Regions from separate parts of the Mus musculus genome. Here region 1 is linked to region 2. The links are chromatin loops, found by intact Hi-C in ENCODE. Cell type or tissue: heart. All regions are shown on one strand. Each heading gives the region's core, and the rest is flanking DNA. Links, peaks and the distances in the headings are about the cores only.

Evidence for each region. Hi-C counts contacts between places; a loop is a spot of excess contacts. Peaks named below come from ENCODE experiments on the same cell type or tissue, not always from the same donor. Only the 100,000 strongest peaks of a DNase experiment are listed, where the experiment ranks them.
Region 1: it touches region 2 in a loop (3-fold over the local background); 2 of 42 quality-filtered maps call a loop at or near these places.

What each region holds. Positions count from the first base shown.
Region 1 is chr11:107,349,540-107,359,655 of GRCm38, forward strand. All of the region lies in intron 1 of Pitpnc1 (phosphatidylinositol transfer protein, cytoplasmic 1), which reads right to left. Among named protein-coding and RNA genes, the nearest start is that of Gm11716, 19 kb to the left of the region's middle. In heart, for the core only: no CTCF peak of the experiment used is centred there; DNase peaks (open chromatin) are centred at 5,332 and 5,472; H3K27ac peaks cover 2,634 bases.
Region 2 is chr11:107,411,950-107,422,065 of GRCm38, forward strand. All of the region lies in intron 1 of Pitpnc1 (phosphatidylinositol transfer protein, cytoplasmic 1), which reads right to left. It overlaps Gm11713 (a long non-coding RNA gene), which reads left to right. Exons shown (of 2, transcript XR_389089.4): 2 at 1,301-1,787. Among named protein-coding and RNA genes, the nearest start is that of Gm11713, 6.6 kb to the left of the region's middle. In heart, for the core only: no CTCF peak of the experiment used is centred there; a DNase peak (open chromatin) is centred at 5,472; H3K4me3 peaks cover 795 bases; H3K27ac peaks cover 3,012 bases.

The sequences.
Region 1 (10,116 bases), core at 1,503-9,502, 62 kb before region 2:
GAGTCGGGGAGCCTGAACTCAAGCACATACTTTACCCAGAGTCATCTTCCAGGACCCGGCATCACTTACAAACCAAACCCAAAACAAATCACTTAACACAAGTACTCCATACATGTTAGACCCCACAGACAATGGAGGCACGGTGATGAACAGCAGTCTCCGTGTTGGTCAAAGATGAGTTTCCTGAGGGATTCTGCCTTGAAGACAACACTAGCAACCCAGCTAACGAATCCTGACATATCATGGGACTTCTCCAGTGGTTCTCGGCAAATGTGAAGTGGATGCTGACTCAAGTAAATGAAGGGCCTGATGCAGGCTTGACCTTCAGCAAGCAAATGAGTTGCTTGCATTGGCTATGGAAGAAAGGCGCACAGCCAATCCCAAGACGAGATGGGGCTTTTCCAGGACCTGCCGTTTACTTGTGCCTGCTTTGTCAGTGTTCATCTTCGTACCTCAGCCTGCTATCAAGTGTTCCCAAGGGAGAGGCCCTCACACTAGGCTAAACAGGGTCTTTTTAGAACAAAAGAAGCTGCTTATGAAACAACTGGCCCCTGCCGAGGACTTAGGAAACCCTCTCTCTGGGTGACCAGGGAAGTCAATAGGAGCTGAAGAACAGCTAGGGGCAGATGTAGGCTTGCAGTTCCATGTCTAGGAAACCTTGGGAGAGCAGGAAGGGAAATGGAATGCAAAGAGAAACACTGGGTGAGTGTGGTCGATCAGTGGTGGTTCTTAATGTGAAAGAGAGATTCAAGCCGCCATCTTGAGAGTATCTGTAGGCCACAGAATCGCTTGGTGGAGCACGTGGACTGTGGTTCAAGTCACTTCAGGTGACTAGGGGAGAGGGGATGACAAGTTCAATCTAAAGAGCTGAGCCTGGAAGGTTTCAGTGGCTTTCTTCGCCCTGTTTTGGAGGAGGGACCTGGTTCCCCAGGCACGGGAGTCTTCATAGACCTGTGGTTGTTAATACTGATTATCAGCCTGACAGGATCAAGAGTGGTCTAGGAGACAGACGTCAGTGCATGCCCATGAGGGAAAGACTAGACTGTGTTAACTAGGTGAGAAACCACATCCTAAATGTGGGTGGCACCATTCCATGGGCTGGGGAGTTAGAGATGCCATGAAAAGGAGAAATGATGGGAGGAACTCTGTGCTTCCAGCCAGTGATGCTGGGCCGGTGATGCTGCAGGGAGATCAGCTGCCTCCCGCTCCTGCTGCCACGCCTTCCTATCAAGATGGACTGTGCCACGTGAAACTGTGAGCCCAAAGACTTTCATCATCATCACCAGAAGTGGGCATCAGATCCCATTACAGATGGTTGTGAGCCATCATGTGGTTGCTGGGAATTGAACTCAGGATCTTTGGAAGAACAGTCAGTGCTCTTTACCTCTGAGCCATCTCTCCTGCTCCAAGTTTAAGTTCTTAAGATATTCTATGTATTCAGTGAGAGTACACATGCATGAGCCTCTGCTTAGAGGGCAACTTATGGGAGTTGGGTCTCTCCATCACCTCAGGAGGGCTGGGTAGAAGGTGCCTTTAACTAGCAGAGTTATCCCACAGGCCATTTACACTTATCTTTTAAAAAATTATTCCTATGTATGAATTGTACAAAGGTTTCGTTATGAGGCATTCACACGTGTGCAATGTACTCTGGTAGCATTCACTCTTCCATATCCATCATCTGTCTCCTTCCCGCTGTTAAGTATCTCTCTTCCATCATCACGTTCTCTTAAATCTAGCTGCTGCTTAGGAGAGAATCGTGTGCTATTTGCCTTTCTGGGCCGGGCTTATTTCATGTAACACGATGATCCTCAATTCTGCCGTTCCCCAGCAAATGTCCTCACTTCATTATTGTTCAGAGCTGAATAAAATTCCATTGTGTTTGCACATCTTTTATTCATTCGTCTGTTGATGGACCCGCCAGACTGGTTCCTAGAATTGGGCTGATTCAGAGGAGCACAGCAACAGGCACCTTGGTGCGCGGACCTCTATGGCAAGCCGACTTAGAACCCATCTGGTGTGCTCTCAGGAGTGGTCCCTCCCGATCACATCAAAGCCCTTTCTTCAGTTCTCTCAGGAGCCTCCATACTGCTTTCCACAGTAGCTGGACTTACTTCCATTCTCACCAGCAGTGAACAAGAGCGCCTTTGCCCTACTCCCTCCCAGCATTTGTTACTTCCTTAAGAACAGTCCTTCTGTGTGATGCATCTCAAAATCCCAATGTAGTTTTTCTTCCTTGAAAACAGAATAATTGTGTGCGTGTGTGCGTGCACACACACATTCATGCGCTGCCTTCAGAGATAGAAGAGGATGCTGGATTTGCTAAGCCATCTCTCTAGCTCCCTCCCTGTAGTTTCGATCTGCATCCCCCAGACAGCTGAGGAAGCTGACATTCCCCCCATGTACTTATTGACCATATATATGTTTATGTTTCCTTTCGAGCACTGTCTGTTCACCCAAGAACACCCAAGTTTTGAGGACCCCACCCTAAACTGCTTCCATTGGGCCCTCATTTAATTCTTTACCCTTGGCAGTGTAGAAGGGCCCAGTTTCTCCACTCCCTTATCGGGTCTCACTTTTGTGAATCATGACCATCAAGAAGAAGCCATGGAATTCTTTAGATCAGCTCTGGAGTCTTAGTTTTGTTACATAGCCTCTTATTGTTATTAGAACCATACGAAGCCAAGTGTGGTGGCGCACACCTTTAATCTCGGGAGGCAGAGGCAGGCGGATTTCTGAGTTTGAGGCCAGCCTGGTCTACAAAGTGAGTTGCAGGACAGCCAGGGCTATACAGAGAAACCCTGTCTCGAGAAACAGAAAGAAAAAAAAAAAGTAGAAGAAGAAGAAGAAGAAGAAGAAGGAGGAGGAGGAGGAGGAGGAGGAGGAGGAGGAGGAGGAGGAGAAGCAGAAGAAGCAGAAGAAGAAGAAGAAGAAGAAGAAGAAGAAGAAGAAGAAGAAGAAGAAGAAGAAGAAGAAGAAGAAGAGGCAGTGCCTGGGAGCCAAACCCTCTCCTAGGAAGCAGGGATGGTGAGGTATCCACCCAAGCGTTGATGTAAGCCAGCAGACTTGCACTCAGGTCCCCTGCAATGCTCTGGAGTCCTACACTGGTAAACTCCGTGGGGTGGGTGAGGTTGAAAAGGCCCAAGGGCAATTGCAGAGAAGTCAGTCTCTGGAAGGTCAACTCAAGGAGGCAGCTGGGAATTATCACCATGGGAGCCCAGTGTGCTGGAGGTGGGCCTGACCGGAAAAGGCACTGCTATTTCAGATTCGGAAGCTCAGTCGGTGGGTCGGTATGCTCTCAATGGCCCAGCACAGTAGGTGGGTCGGTATGCTCTCAATGGCCCAGCCAGCGTTGTGGTAAACTATAGAACCACAGCACAGAAGGTAGAGGGGCCACCAGAATTTATTTATGAATTGCATGCATTTAACAGACTCAAAGAGCTGGGGTGGCAGAGCCACACTTTCTCATGCAAATCTCCTTTATCTCTTCCTTAGAATCTTCCCTTTCCCCTCCCCCCTACTCTCCTCCTCCACCTTTCTCTCTGCTATGCTCTTCCTCTCCCCGGCCCTGCCTCCCTTCCCTGCCTCTTCCACCTGCTTCCCTCTCTTTTTGGTAGTGTTGGGGACAGATTCAGAGCCTCTACTGTTGTGCCCCCAAGAACATTCCCGATCCTTGGCTTTCCTTATGGGCCATCACTCTTCTACTTTAGGAAGCCTATGTTCTTCAGAAAGTCACCTGGGAACAGACTCCAATCCCTGGACTACTTGTTGTTATAGATGCTACCCGCACTTTCTTTTAAAGGAATAAACAAATGGCTTTTAAAGAATTATTTATTTTATACGGTACACGGTAGTCTTCTTCAGACACACTGGAAGAGGGCACCAGATTCCATTACAGATGGTTGTGAGCCACCCTGTGGTTGCTGGGAATTGAACTCAGGGCCTTTGGAAGGGCAGTTAGTGTTCTTAACCTCTAAGCCTTCTCTCCAGCCCAGCTGCTCATACTTGTTAAGGAACACAATTCCCTGCTCTTGAGTTCACTTCTGAGGTGTGCCCCTGGCACACATACCTAATTCTCTGTTTTCCTCACCCCAGTGAGACCCCAGACTCTTGAACAGTTGCTTCCCATTGCCCTCCATCCCAGGCACAGTAACCACTTTCCATTTCTATGAAAGTGCTTATTTGGAATATTTCTTATAAATGAACTATACAGTACTTATCCTTTCACGTCTGGTTGCCATCTTTTAAGCTTCAATCATATTGTAGCCAAAGAGTCAGTACTTCCCCTTTCATTACTGGTTAGTTATTATTCCACAATATGGGCGCACCACGTTTTGTTTGCCCATCCCCTGCTGATGGGCATTTGGTGTGACTTACATCTTCTGTTAGGAATCACGCTGCTATGATCAGAGGGTCTCACCTAGGGATTGAGACAAACCCCCTCCACTTCAGAGGTCAAATGACCTTTTCACAAGGGTCACCTAAGACCACTGCCCAGCAATGTAGATAGCTTTAAATTATCTGTAAAAGCAAGAATGTCAGCTAAGGCAAGGGTTCAGTCAGCAAAATGCTTGCTGTGTAAGCCAAAGACCTGAGCTTGGACCCCCGGCACGCCCTAAAAAGCAAACCAGGACAGCGTGCCGGCAGTCTCAAAGCCAGGAGGCAGAGAAGAGGATTCTAGGAGCTCCTAGCCAGTTGGTGAGTTCTGCATTTGATGAAAAGCCCTGTCTCAAAATACAAGGGTGAGTGAGGGGCAGTAGAGCAACACACTCGATGTTGACTGTTGGCTGTCACATCTGTACACATACACTTGCATGCGCTCTCATACACACACATGCACACACAAAGGCACTCACGCAAACAAGAATGCCCAGCAAGTGGCTAAATTTCTAGCCTCCGGTCTTCACATCACTGCCTTATACTTGGGCAAATATGGCTCACTGAACAAATACCCCCTGAAACTTTGCAGTCTTGGGGCATTTTTATGTTACACAGATTTGAAAACGAATTGTACCGACTAATGTGACTGATGAAATTGCAGGCGCAAAGCTGTGCAGACCTTGAGTATGCAGGGTTGGGAAACGGCATGCCCCTGCCCATCTCATCCCCACCACCCCTAGCATGGCCTTGGGGGAAGGGCATTGAGAACTGACCTTGAGGCAGGACAGGCTTGGGTGTGTGTGGCAGTTGGTAGACTGCCAGTCACACAGGAAGCCCTGGTTGCCATTCCCAGCCCCATAAACTGCAAGAGGTGGTCCATTCCTGTAACTCCAGCAGGAGGATTAGAGTTCTCCTCCATCACACAGCAAGTTTGAGGCCAGGGAGGGGCTACGTGAGCCACACACACCCCCAGACCCCCCAAAAAAAGGAAAAGGAAGGGGAGAGATAGCCTGTAAGCCAAGCCAATCCTGGAAATGCACTTTCTTAACAGTGGAACTTCCTGCCAAGGCAGGGAAGGAAGCTTTATAAAACCTGCTCCATCCTGTGCAGGCTGCTCTCGGCCCAGCAAGGAGTTCCAGGATTTAGACCCCACGCGCTGAGTCCTCCCAGCAGCTCTGCTACAGTAGTATCTATATCACTGTTTGACTCATGAAGAAACTGGTTCTTGGAAGGGTTAGGTAACTTGTCTGTGGTCACCAAGCTAGTTAAGTAGTAAACTCCAGGATCCCTTGGTCATTGTCTCCATGTTTATGAGCCAGAAGGAAGGCCACTTCTAGGTCTGGGCATAAGGATCATGGGAAGGGAAGTGACTTTCTCCACACCTGCCTGTTGCTGATGGTTTTTTAGCAGTGCTAGGAGAAAAAAAACTTTTTTAATGAGCTGAGAGAGAAAAGAGCTAAGGAGAAAGAGAAAGAGACTGTGGAGAAGGCAGGGAAAGTCACCGAGGGTGTCCAACATTAGAAACCAAAAGTCGGAGGTCTCCTCCCTGCACCCAAGTTCCCCTCCCTGACAAACCCAGCACAAGTATTAAATAAGGCATGCTCACTCCTGGGTGTCCTTGAGGTTTGAAGTATAAATTAAAATTAATGAGTCCATCCCATTTGGACTCAGAAAAATGTGTGGGTGGCAGGGAGGGATTCCTGGGGATGACAGCTGATGTGACAGCAATTTCATGAAAGGGAACAAGGGAGTGTCCCTGCCTTCAGGGTTGAATGTATCTGAAGGTGACTGAGTTGAACCACCAGCCAGAAACACTGTATCCAACAAGAGCTGGATACAAACCCTCCTGGGAGAAAAAGCCCTTTCTCCTGACAGCAGACGAGAGGGAGATGTCACATGAATTGACCTGTCTATTCCGTAGAGCTTGGCTCCCCCACCAGTGAGAAATGTGATTCCCAGCAGTGCCACAGAAGCAAAGCCTTCAGTAAGTGGAGCTCCTGAAACGGGTGCGACAGGACAGAGGGGCTTGCAGCCAAGCCAGACAGCCGGAGTTCAATCCTCAGGACCTACATGTTGGATAGAGGGAACAGATCCCTTCGGGTTATTCTGATGCCATTGTGTGCCATGGTGCCACACATGTGCACAAACAGGCACTCACGAATGCACCCATGAATGCACCTACAAACGCAACAACGTCTTAACTCGACCATTCTAATGACTCAAAAAATGTTTTATGGCCCAGTAAAGTGACTATTTCACCTTTGAAGAAATGCAAAAAGAATGTAAGCCCTTAGACGCAACCATCCTCACTCTGCCCCAGAGCAAAGTCCTGAAGGTGATAAAGGCAGGGAAGACAAGGCTCTAGCCACCTCCTGTCCTTTCCCTATTTCCTTCTGTTCCAGGACCCTCCGCCCGCCCGCCAGCCCACTCCAGAACTGTTTCCAGATCCTCCTGGCAGCTCCAGGAGGAGCAAGGCCTTTCTTGCCTTCTCCTCCTGGGCAGATGGGATTTGCATACTGACATATTGTGAATCCAGTCACCCAGGTAACGGGGCTCCAGTTAGCAACAGCGGAATGAAGGTCAGCCCAGTTCCTTCTAAAATTAGCAGTAAAGCAGATCTGATTTTTAACTGTTCAAGGTAGGATGCCCAGCTAGATGTGCAGATGCGATTCTTAGAATGAATTTTCAGACAGGAGACTCGGACTGGTGCAGTGAAGCAAGCTGGGGACTTTACAATGGGAACAAAGTGTGGGTTCAGATGTGTGGAATTTGACCTTGGGGCTTTCCTGCTTGCGTTACCCTGCCATGGCTCCTGACATTAGAGGTAACTCTGGTCTCCCCATCATTCAGGACCTGTTTGGTCCACACCAAGCAGTTTAGGGCACAAATCATTGGGCTTCCCAAACTCTGCCCATGTTCCCTTGTTTTCCTCTGACTCCAAGTCAACAACCATACCCAATCCTCAAGATCTTACTCGCTTGAGCGGGGAGGATGCAGGAGTCCAAGGACTGAACGCTTTGTGGGAAGGATGGTAGATCTCTCTCTCTCTCTCTCTCTCTCTCTCTCTCCCTACCTCCCCTGAGAACCAGGACCCAGATGAGTTTCCTTCACCCACTGCTGTCCTAGGCAGGATACCCCAAGACGGTAGAATACTGTGACTTACTCAAACAGTCTATTCTGTTTCTCCCCTCAGCTCATGCTGAACAGTTCTAGTCCTCCAGCATTTTCTCTGAGAGAGTCGACCAGTGGTCCTCAACCTGTGGGTCACATCTCCTTTGGGGTCAGAAGACATTTTTATAAGAGGTCACATAGCAGATATTGTGACTTCAGATATTAAAGTGTGATTCGTAACAGTAGCAAAATTACAGTCATGAAGTAGCAACAAAAATAATGTTATGGTTGGGATTGGGTGGGTGCTATCACTACAACATGAGGAACAATATTAAACGTCACAGCAACTGGAAGGCTGAGAACCACTGGGGCAGACTATTCTTGGTCTTACTATACAGTCCAAAGACTTAGAAACTCAACTGCAGGCTGACTAAATCTTGCTCCACAGGCAACATTATTTTTTAGGCTCCTTTGGAGTGGAGGGCACAGAAGGTACTTGGTTGTAGCCCTTAGCGGTGAGTGGTTAAGACGGTTCTATTGCCTACCAGAGAGTTAGCCAATGGCTAAAATAATGTCCTTGGCCATTTGAACACATGGGGAAGATTCTTCCCTTCTACACTCACATGTAGAGTATGTTCATGTACACATGTAGAGTATACTCACATGTGCACACATGCCATGGATATGTGAGTGTCTCAGTGTTTGGGGAAGACAATATCATCTACATCTTCACATGGCTCCACTTTTGTTTCTCATTGACTGGGAACCCGTAAGCAGGCCAGGCTAGGTGACTAGTGAGCTCCGGGGATCCAGCTGCCTCTGTCACCCATCTTGCCATTGCTGAGATTGCAGGTAAAAGCACATAGCTTTTTACATGGGTTCTGGGTATCAGGGCACAGACCTTCATACTTGTGAGGTAATAACATTTCCCAGATGAGAAATTCCCTTCTCTGATGCAGGGAACAAGCTCCTTTATGTGGTGGTCTCCATTGACCACTTTTAGCAGAGACAGTCCTCAAGAAATAACCCCCTCCCAAAACCAAACACGGCAAGAGAGAAGAGGAGTCACCAATGGTGCCCTGAGGTGAAGAACCTGGACTAGAAAAAGGAGTGCTGTGGGTGGGGTTGACCAGATGGCTCAGGGATAAAGGCACTTGCCACAAAACCTTGATGACCTGGGCTTCATCTCCAGGATCCACATGGTGGGAGAGCCAACTCTTTCAGTCCATCTTCTGTCCTCCGAACAACCATAATATACAAATTCACAAACGTTATAAATAAAACCTAATAATTTTTTTTTTGTAAAGAGAGGAAGACCAAGAACTCAGATCCAGAGAGGGCAAAAGCTGGTTACAGTCAAAAGAGCCATCAGAGGTATTCAATGAGAACAATGCTGTCAGTGTTAGTCGCAGCCAAGCAGTCTCAGGAGTGTCTGCACTCTGGCCCAGCATGCCACAAAGAAGATAGAACTCACTTTGATTTCCTGTTTCTCTAGAAAAGTTGGAAATCTAGATTTTTAATCAGCTCAATTAAAAAAAGTGCAACAGACTGAAGAGATGGCTTAGCGGTAAGGAGTGCTTGCCACCTGTAATCCCAGCAAGGCTCCAACACCTCCTTGTAGGCGTGCATTCTGTGGACACCTGTGCTCATACATGCGCATACACAGTATGCTCCCCCATAGAGAACTCAGGAATAATTACAAGTAAATCTTTAAAATAAAAGCCCACACTATTCTGTGAGAACATGGACGATCAGAGAGCGGTGCCCAGTCTTGCAGTTTGTAGCCAGCTGACACGTGAAGCCAGTTACAGTAAAAAGAGCCATCGGAGGTATTCAATGAGAACAATGCTGTCAGTGTTAGTCACAGCCAAGCTGTCTCAGGAGTGCCTGCACTCTGGCCAAGCATGCCACAAAGAAGATGGAAGAACTCAGCAGTCAGGTGTGGCAGCTCTTGCCTATAATCCCAGCAGCTGGGAGGCTCAGGCAAGAGGATTGCTGAGACTTTGGGGCTAGTTTGGACAGCACATTGAGGCTCTGCATCGACCCCCCCATCCCTAGAGAAAATCTGGGAAAGCCATGGCATGGCTACGTTTCCAGATGGTTCCCAGGACCCTTCACCCTCTGCATGCTGATACTGATCTAGAGTGGGGCAGGGCGGGGCACACCTGGGATCTCAGCATTTACAAGGCAGAAGCAGGAAGATTAGGAGTTCAAAGCCACCTTTGGCTCTCTAACAAGCTAAGGCTAGCCCAGGCCACAAGGAACTCAGATTTAAAGATAGATAGATAAATAAATAAATAAATAAATAAATGTTAAACAGACAAAGCAAGAGGCTCAGCTAGTACTGTGTTTACCATGCACAAAGGCTTGGTTTAATCCCCAGCCTCAAATAAACCACTGTGGTGGTCTGTACCAGCCATTCTAGAACTTGAGATAAGAAGGCAAGATACATGAAGAGTTCAAAGCCAGGCTGCATTACCTAAGACCCTATCAAAAGGAAATGGGGGGGTGGGGGGGTGGGGGAGGGGTTGCAAGGAAGGAAAGGGGGAGGGGCCAGGGTTAATGAGGTCAAGGTAATAGACTCCTTTCTATACACTCTGGCAATAGCAAAGGAGTGTGTGTATGTGT
Region 2 (10,116 bases), core at 628-8,627:
TCTGTGGGCAAGCGACATCCAAATACAACCAGAGTTGACAGGACAATTTAGGCAGATTAGCTGTAATTTGGGATTGGAATTTCAAGCTGACAACACTTAGCTGGGCGGTGGTGGCGCACGCCTTTAATCCCAGCACTTGAGAGGCAGAGACAGGCGGATTTCTGAGTTTGAGGCCAGCCTGGTCTACAAAGTGAGTTCCAGGACAGCCAGGACTAGACAAAGAAACCCTGTCTCGAAAAACCAAAAAATAAAAAGATAACAACACTAGATAGTGGTACCTTTTTGACTTTGGATGGCAATAAAAGAGGTTTTACCAGTAAGTTATAGCTCTAAGTATGGACCGGACACCCAGGAAGCAGGGGCCCATGGAAGGAGGAAGAAAGGCCGGGTATAGGGGCCTGACAAAGTCCCGGAAGAGGTGTGGTTAATGAGGGTGGAGATCAGACCTGCACAGTAGACTCATGGTGGGGGTGGGAGTGGGGGTGGGGGAGAGGGGATCACCTAAATGACTGTCCTTGTTCTAAACTCTTCTCAAACACAAAGAATGAACCAGCTTGCTCAACATGGCTCCTCTGCCTCTCTTATCTCTAATTAAAAAATTAAAAATGGCACATGGTTAAGGGCGCTTGCTGCCAAGCCTGACAACCCGAGTTTGATTGCTGGGAATCTCATCGTATAAGGAGAGAACTCACACCCAAAATTTGTCCTCTGATGACCTTAGCAGGTGACCATGGCACACGCCCACCCACCCTCACACAATGGTACACACACACACACCCCTCATATAGGGAAAAAAAAAAATCCCCCGAGACAGGGATTCATACAGTCAAAAGTTTAAGGAATAAAATAATTAACTAGGCATGATAATAAATGCCTATAATTCCAGCAACTTGGGGGTGTGGGGCTGAGGCAGAAGGACACAAGTTCAAGGCCAGCCTGGGCTACATCATGAGACCCTGACTATAAGTGATAAACAAGCAAATAAAGACTTGGGATGCTGGTTTCACGTGTGTGATGGCCCAGTGCTGCCAAATAGCAAAACCTGGGGTTTGGAGTCTGAGGAATATGGTAGTCCCAGATACAGTTCCATGGTAGCCACTGGCCTTTCATGGGCAAGGTATTAGGTTCAATCTCTAATTACTTCCCCCTCAAATAAAATAATCAGAAACATAATTATCTCCTTGCCGTACCCTTCCCAAATCAATTTCTGCGGTGCCTTGGCTAAGCTCACTTCGAGTTCTTTCATTGTCAATCGAATTCATTCGGACACAGAGGAATTTTTTTTTCTTCTCGTCTCTAGGCAGAAAAGGATCCAGAACAGGGTGAGCTGTGAGATGCAGGGACCAAAGCCATCTAGAGGGAAGGACCACCTGTGGCCTCCGGAGGAGAGGGGGGCGGGGCGAGAAAAGAAAAACAAACCAGCCAGTCAGAGCGACCTGGAGGCCGACTGGAACCGGGCTAGCAACTCAAACCTTCTGCACCAAATGCCCGAACAATGGCCCCTATTTATGCACAGCTCCAAAGGCTCCTTGCATCAGAAGGCACCTTCGAGAATAAACCGGCAGCTAATTCTCCTGGTAGCAGAAATCCACTCTCACGGGAAACAAAGCCCTGCTCTGTTACTCAGAAGAAGGATTAAATCCAGCGGGATAAAGGGAAACAGTTCGTTGCCAGGTCACCTCGGCAAGGCTGAGCACGGAAAACCAGAGTGTTCTCATCTCGCCCCCACTTTATAAAGTCTTGGGTTGGTGTTCCTTAAATTTAAAAAAAAAAAAAAAAAAAAAAAAGCAAACAGACAAAATCACCCTTGTCACAATCGACAAGCAAGGTGCTTGGGGCTGGCAGACTCTGCTGAAGTAGCTAAGGTCCAAGCCCTACATTCTAATTTCAAAAGTAAGCCTTCAAAGTGGCCAGCCTCTTCTTGCCTAAGAAGCAGTCTCCTTCCCAACCTGCTGACTTCATGTCCTGAGACAGCTTCTTAGTTCCAATCCTCTGGGGAAAACAGACAAATAAACAGACAGACAAACAAACGACAAGTATTTCCCCCAAATGACTTGCTTCAGGGGGCTTGCCCACCCAAGATCCAAATTCCTTGTGAACTCCACCTGGAATTTCAAACCTGGATTTTGAAATCAACAGAAGTGCTCTTTTTTTTTTTTTTTGGCAGAGAAAAACAAAAAAACAAAACAAAACAAAACAAAACAAAACAAAAACAGGGGAAAAGAAACAAAAACACACGCACAAACAAAACAAAACCAGGGTGGGCAGCTATGTAATGAAACCAAACTGGCTGTGAGTTGGTTGGTATGATAGGATGATGATTATAATGTAGGTAATCACATTATTTTATGTTTGCTTTGTTTGTATTTGAATGTTGACACAGTTGTCATGTCCATCACCATCATCATCACCACCACCACCTTCATCATCCTCACCACTGCCATCCTCTAGGAGCTGGAGAGATGCTTTAGTCGGTATAGTGCTGGCCACTCAAGTTCGACCCCCAACAAGGCACACAGGTGCGGGCTGAGGAGGCTGGAACTGACAGGTTCCCTAGAGGTCACTGGCCAGCCAGGCGGTCTGGCAAAATCATTGAGCTTCAGGTTTACTGAGAAACCCTGTCTCAAAAAGTAAGATAGAGAGGCTAGAGATGGCTGCTCTTCAGGAGGTCCTGGGTTCAGTTCTCTGTGGACGCTGTATAAATGCAATAGGCATACATTCATGCAGGCAAAACACCCACACACATAAAATAATAAATATATGTATTATTTATATATATGTATTTACACAGGGATTCCCCTCTGCCAAGCTATGGCTTATCGCAGGACATTTCTAACTACAAGCTGCTTTTTAGCTCACAGACCCAACTGTATTCATTTACCCGTTTGACATGAAAAGCCCTGGCCAGTCTCCTCAAGGAACTGGCAGCGGATCTGAGGGCACAGGTAAACAGATAAACCATCGTCCAGTGGTGAATGCAACAGCCAGGGTAAGAACAGGACAGAAACACAGAGCTTCCGATAGGAAAGCAGGGCGAATAAGCCAGCCTAGGGGGGGTCTGGCTAGAAGCAGGCAAGTAGAATTCTGCAGCTAGGCAGGACTATTTTGGGAACAGGGGTACAATTCAGACATAAGCAAGAGCATTGGAGCTCCCAAGTAAAGGCTAGAAGGTGGTTAGAGAAAAAAGGCACAGGGCCAGGCAGGATAGGTACCCCTGTGAGGGGAATAAGAGGGGTGTGGTGAATACTGATCCAAGGGAGCTAGGTTTTACTTCTGCAATCAGGAGCCAGTGAGAGCCATGATTGCTGTGGATCTATGAGGAAGACAGCTGCGCAGAGAGCCTGGGAGTGAATTTTTGCAACAGAGCCAGGATTAGGGTGAGTGGGGGGAGGTATTTGCCTCAGGTGCGAAATTTAAGGGGATCAAATATGCAGATCAATATTACTTGAACGCAGTATGTTTTAAATATTAAAGTAAATGGGGGAAAAAAATATGTTCCGGGAAGATGGCTCGGCCAATGAAGCACTGGTCTTGCAAGCGTTGAGGGCTGAGTCCCTGGAAGACGAGAGAAAATGCCAGAAGCTGTGCTTGTCTCTAATTACAGTGCTGAGGACTCGGCGATAAGTGGGTATCTGGGCTTGCTGGCCAGTCTAGGCTAATTGTTGAGCTCCAGGTCAATGAGAGAGCCTATCTTAAAGGAAGTGGATGATACTCCAGGAGACACGCACACTGGTACACACACGCACACACACCAAATATATACACACATTCAAAATAACTATAATAACAAAATATAACTATAATTATATAAGCTAATATAACTATACATAAGGAATCCGCCACAAAGATTCTCCAACTTAAAAGGACACACTGTTACTACTTCTATCAAGCTATCCCATTTGTGACTGGAACGCCCCTCAGCTCTTCCTTAACCCTGTAATATCCAAAATAAATTCAAGACTACCCAGTACCTTCCCGCTCAAAAGTACTTTCCAAACTGTACTAACAGGCCAAGTACAGAACCAGATTTAAAAAAAAAAAAAAAAAAAAAAAAAGGACTCACTAAACAAATACAGAAACATAGTTTTAACGGTCAAAACTTCTAAGATTACAGCCACCAGAACAAGATTAACAATTATCCTGCCCCCCCACCTCAAGCTAAAAACCACAAGGACAGACAAAATGAGAGTCACCCTATACAAACCAACCAATGTCCAAAAAGGTTATTGGTTACACCAATTAAAATAAGCCAGACTACCCTGGTGCCTATATCTGGCCCTTACAAAGGTATAAAAGTGTGTTCTCTCTTTGTTCTGGGTCTCTCCTCCGGCCTGCGTGCTGACAGGGGGTTCCCCAACATGTTGGATAAGTAATAAAATCCTCATGCATTTTGCAATGATGGTGGTCTCTGTGGTCTTTGTGAGAGAGGGTCTTTTGACAAACTACAACAGCCCTCCCTGTCCATTTGCTTCACGATGCAGGAGTCGATCCGATGAGAACCTACACAAGAGTTCATATTTTCCTTTGCCTCACTCAGACGCCAATGTTCCCTGCCATGTCAGAGAAATCCCTGAGGAAGGAGAGTCCTAAGTGACGGTGAGAGGTCAGCGAGAGGATTTTGACCCAGGAGAAGCCAGAAACACATCTAGGGCTGAAATGAGCAAGGGCAGAAACAGCACAGAAGGAAGCTCCAACTTGGCTCAGGGTGAGCAGAATTCGTTTCTACCCAAGGAAGTCACAAAAGGATCCAGGGACAAAGAGCCCATTCTCCTGTTCCTTCGTATCACTCTGTTCCCCATTCAATGAGTTCCTAACTAATTAAGTGGAAAGGCAGAGCTCAAATCCATAGACACACACACACACACACACACACACACACACGGAGAGAGCCTCGTGCACTCTCCAAACAGCAGGGTGCACTAATGAATATTCAAAGTCCCAACCATTAGCAATGACTAAGAATCCCAAAGTCTAATAAGTTATTTTAGTGACACACTTCTGTCATTTTTCCCTCATCCTCTTTTGCATTCGTAGGACAAGGAAAAAGAGTAATTGAAGCAAGCGCTCAGCTCTCCAGTCTAGCAGTTATATAGCAGACTAAAAGAGAGGCTGGCAATGCTTGCTTCCATCTGCCTGACCCAACTGAACCAAGGAGCCGAGCCGCCTTCCGGGTTGCAGGCGCTAATCTTCACTGGCAACCCGTGTCCCTTGCCCAGAGTCCCACTCTGCCTCTGCTAACTTCCGGTCTCCCAGGACCCAACCCAAACTCCTCTGTGGATGCTGTGAACGACAGCAAGTAAGGGATGGCGCTGGTGAATCATCAGGTGTGGAAAATGCATTCCAGAGAGAAGACGTTAGCAAGTGGAAACCTGCAGGCCCTGGCATCTAGACAGAAAGCTATGCTGCTCTGAGCAGCGGAAGTACAGCAATGGTTAACTACGGCCCTACCCAGGCCCAGGAAAGAGGCTCTGACTACACAGGAAATCAGTTACTGCAGCCGAACGGAAGTAGGTGTGTTCACAGAGCGGGAGGAAGAGCTAGCCTCTGATACAACCTAGGAAGCCTCCACACTGTTTATCTTGATTGTTGAGGTTTTCAGCAAACAGTTAAGTCTTTTACCCAGAGATAAAAACCTCCTTTGGGTTCCCCTTAAAGGCACAGGCAGCCAGCCCCGCGGTCACCTGTGTAAAGTCAATAGATTATTTGCATTTTCTTCCCACTTGCCTCAGAAGTGGCCCGTTCAAACTTAATATCTACTTGGGCTCGAGAGATGGCTCAGCAGTTAAGAGTACACACAGCTCTTGCAGGTCCCTTGTCTGGTTCCCAGCATCCTCCTTGAGTGGCTGACAACCACTCCTAACTCCAATTCCAAGGAATCCAATGCCCTCTTCTGGCTTCCATGGGCATCTGATGTTGCATGCACACACCCACAAGCATACACACAATCGCTCTACCCAAACAGCAAGCACTTCAGCTGAAGGATCTCCCTACCCCTACTTTACTGTTTGGGACAAGGTCTGGCTATGACACCCAGGCTGGCCTCGAACACCTGATACCCTGAATGCTGGGATGACAAGCATGAATACCGATTTGTTTATTTTTTTACTGGCCATTCATCGCTATTATCTCCTTCTTTACTCAACACTGGATGATTTATACACAAGCAAGAGATTCTAGGATCAACACTTCAGATTGTCCTCTGACCTTTACACACACACACACACACACACACACCAATCAATCAGTCAGCCATTCAGTTAATATCCTAGGGGCAAGACACACACCTGGAATCCCAGCAGTCTGAAAGTAGAGACAGGAGATTGAGAGTTGCATAGGAGCCTAAACTATACAGCAAGATCGTGTCCTAAAAATTAATATAAAGTAAAAATTAATCATTGTATATACACACACATATATACACACATACATACCACGTAGTACACCATAAATACATATGGAGCTTTTAATTCGCCTATGAAGAAGTGAATGAAATGTGAAGGTGTGATGTCGCATGTCCTTTGCTCAAATGGGAGACCATATTCATTTTTATGAGACCTTAGCTTCCTTAATTATCGGCCTCACAGAATGGTCTCTGAGACCTACGACATATATCCAGCAACTCCTAGGAACCAAAGCCGTGGCTGCCCCTGGTAGCCAGGCAGAGAGGAGTCATCCTTTGGTCTCTAAACCTTTGCTTCTGCATGTGTGGCCACGTAACAGCCATGCCCACGGCAAACACAGCTGCTTTCAATCCTGTCCCGGGTTGCTTTATTAACTAAATAGAGTGCTTGATTTTTAAAAAATCAACACTAAGAGGCTCATCAATTACCCAGGAGAAGAACCATGACAGAACCTGATACCTTTTATGTATTCATTAAAATGTTGAATGTAAGAGCTGGAGAGATGGCTCGGCAGTTAAAAGCACTTGCTGGTCTTGGCAGAAGACCCTGGCTCAGTTTCCACCCTCTAACCTCAGGATTGTGAGCAGGAGCGTCTTAGGTTCAAAACCAGCCCAAGAACTTGGGAGACTGAGTCAGGGGGATTGCTAACGTTCAAGTACAGCCTAGGTTATAGAATAAGACCCTGTTTCAAAAATTTAAAACAACAACAACAACAAAGCAGGGCTAGGGATGCATCTCAGTTGGCAGGGTACTTACTTAGCAAGCACTAAGCTCTAGCACCACCTATACTAGGTCTGTTGGCACCTGTCAGAAGTTCAGGGGCAGCCTGGGCTACATAGGGAGTTCAAGGCCAGCCTGGGCTAAAGGGACTCAGTCTCAAAAAGGAAGGGTAAGCCAGTTGTGGTGGTGTACCTTTAATCCTGTCACTCGGGAGGCAGAAGCAGAGGCAGGTGGATCTCCGTGAGTTTGAGGCTAGCCTGGTCTATAAAACAAGTCTAGGACAGCCAGGGTTATACAGAGAAACCCTGTATCGAAAACAAGAAGAAGAAGTAAGAGTAGCAAAGAATGTTTAGATATTGTTGGGTAAGCCATAATAGTCTTCTTGCAACATAAAGGAAATATATACAACCCTGCAAGAATCCCTATCAATACAATATGAGATGAAATATTTTTTTAAAAATACCACAGATATTGAAAATACTACTTGGGAAACACAGACCTAGAAAACATTCACTAGGCATATTAGATATGCTTTGGTCACACAGTATAAACAAACTAACTCTGAGCCTCCTCAGCTTACAGAGAGCTGTGTCCTGACGATACACAGGAGCCTGGTCTCAAGACTAACTGGGAGCTAGCTGGCCATCGACTGGTTACCCAGCATCGAAATGGAGTATCTGACCACAAAGTTCTAGCCAGGAAAATGCCAATTCCAAAGACGGCACCGCTGTGAAGTAGGGAAAGCCCAAGTCGCAGCCTGACGTGACAGATTGTACATTGTGTACACACGTCCTTTGGCCTTGATTTCAATTAGGAAAAAAAAAAAAAAAAAAAAAAAAAAAACAACCAATCTGTACCTATTGCACGTCTAAGCCCGACCAGAACCTCATGTGACCAAGACAAAAGACCAGGCTTCCTGAGAGATGGATGCCCAACAGGGTGCTGCCACTGCACCTGAATTTTGCACAGTAGTTCATCAGTTTAATTAAAACAAAGTGCTTGATCGAAATCCCAAATGCTTTCACAGAGCAAGCCTGGAGAAATCCATCCACGGAGGGTGGGCCTCTGCCAGGACTGCAATACAATTCCATTCCTGCAGCCCAGAGTCTCCCCTCCCCTGGAGTACTCTGAAAGAACAGCCAGCAGCCGCTAAGGCCCCAGGAAGACTATTCTGTGTGGCAGGCCGGGGACGAAGCTTCTTGGTGACCTGGCCTTCTAAGTGGGCCTAATAACATTTTAAAGGGATATGGAAAGCAGGATGCTGTAGACAAGCCTGAATTCAAGACCAGCCAGGCCAGCCAGTGCCACACAGCAAGATCGAGACTTTTTTGTTTTTTTGTTTTAAGATTTATCTTATGTGTATGAGTCCACTGTAGCCGTCTTCAGACACACCAGAAGAGGGCACCAGATTCCATTACAGATGGTGGTGAGCCACCATGTGGGTGCTGGGAATTGAACTCAGGACCTCTGGAAGAGCAGTCAGTGCTCTTAACTGCTGAGCCTTTTCTCTAGCCCAAGGCCTTAACTTAAAACAGAGCAGGGAGAGGGGACTGAGAAAGTGACTCAGTGGGTAAGAGGACCTGAGTTCAAATCCCCAGCACCTATGTAAAAGCAGATCATGGCAACCTGTCCTGGAATCCAGTGCTAGAGCTCAAGGCTGGGATGGGAGGTGGTTTGAACTTGGAGACTTGCTGAGCAGCCAGTCTGGCTGAAACAGTGAGAGTTCAATGATGTACTTGCTGTGCAGTGGTGAGAGTTCAATGAGAGACTATAATAAATAATAATAACTCAGGGAAAGCGAGAGAAGATACCTGATGCCCTGCTCTGGCCTCACCATTGACACTACACACACACACACACACACACACACACACACACACACACACACAGGGCCATGAGTGAGTTTGAACCATTACTATGTATGTGTCTAGACACATTTGTGTCACAAAGTGACCATACTAAAAAATAGCATCTGAATAAGTCTAACAAAGCACCTCCCTGCCCCCTCCCCCATACCCCCGAGAGCAGTACCAGACACTGAACCCACAGACATTGACAGGAGCCTAGGGAGAAATCAAAATGCAGCTGGGATGGGGGGACACCCCTGCAACTCACCAGCTGGGAGGTGAAAACAGGGGATCAGTGGTTCCAGGCCTGCCTGGGCTACGTAGAAACTTCAAGGTCAGCCTGGGCTACACTTTATTTATTGTGTATGTAGGCCCTAGGGATCGACAGCCTGTCATGTGTAAGGCTTGCCAGCAAGTGCCCATCCATACCCACTGAGCCATCTTGTAACCCTAAATGCCTTTGGAGGCTGGGGGATTAAAAGAGGGTTTCTCTGTGTAGCCCTGGTTATCCTAGCATTTATTCTATTTACCAGGCTATCCTCAAACTCAAGCGATCCCCCTGCCTCTGCCTCTGCCTCTGCCTCCCGAGTGCTGCACACCACTGCACAGCAACTACATCATTTTATACAACTAATTTATCCTGGTAGGGTCAGGAGTGGAGGTATGTACCTACAATCCCAGCATGACGTAGGCAAATTCAGAAGGATAGGGAGAATAGACTAGCTTTAGCTCTATACTGAGTTGTGGTCCAGCCTGAGCTACATGAGATCCTACTCAAACACCCATGGGAATTTAGAAAAGAAAAGAAAAGAAAAGAAAAGAAAAGAAAAGAAAAAGATCAAGATGAGAGAGGTTGTTCAGTTATTTACAATCATAGGAAATAATGTTCTTGGAGCCTGTAATGAAGTTTCTAGAACAAGCTCACAAAAATATCAGCTTGTATTCTAGAAAATACACTAGAGACCTTCCTTTCTCAGGAACACCCTGCTGGCTTCCTGAGTACAGCAGATAGCCACTTCCCGGGGAGGGCTAATCCTCCTCTGATAGGTGTGGTGAAGCTTGCTAAAACCCAAGCTAAAACCCATCCAGGCTGAGGGAAAGAGACCTGTGTGCTGTGCTGGGCAGTGGTGGTACACGCCTTTGATCCC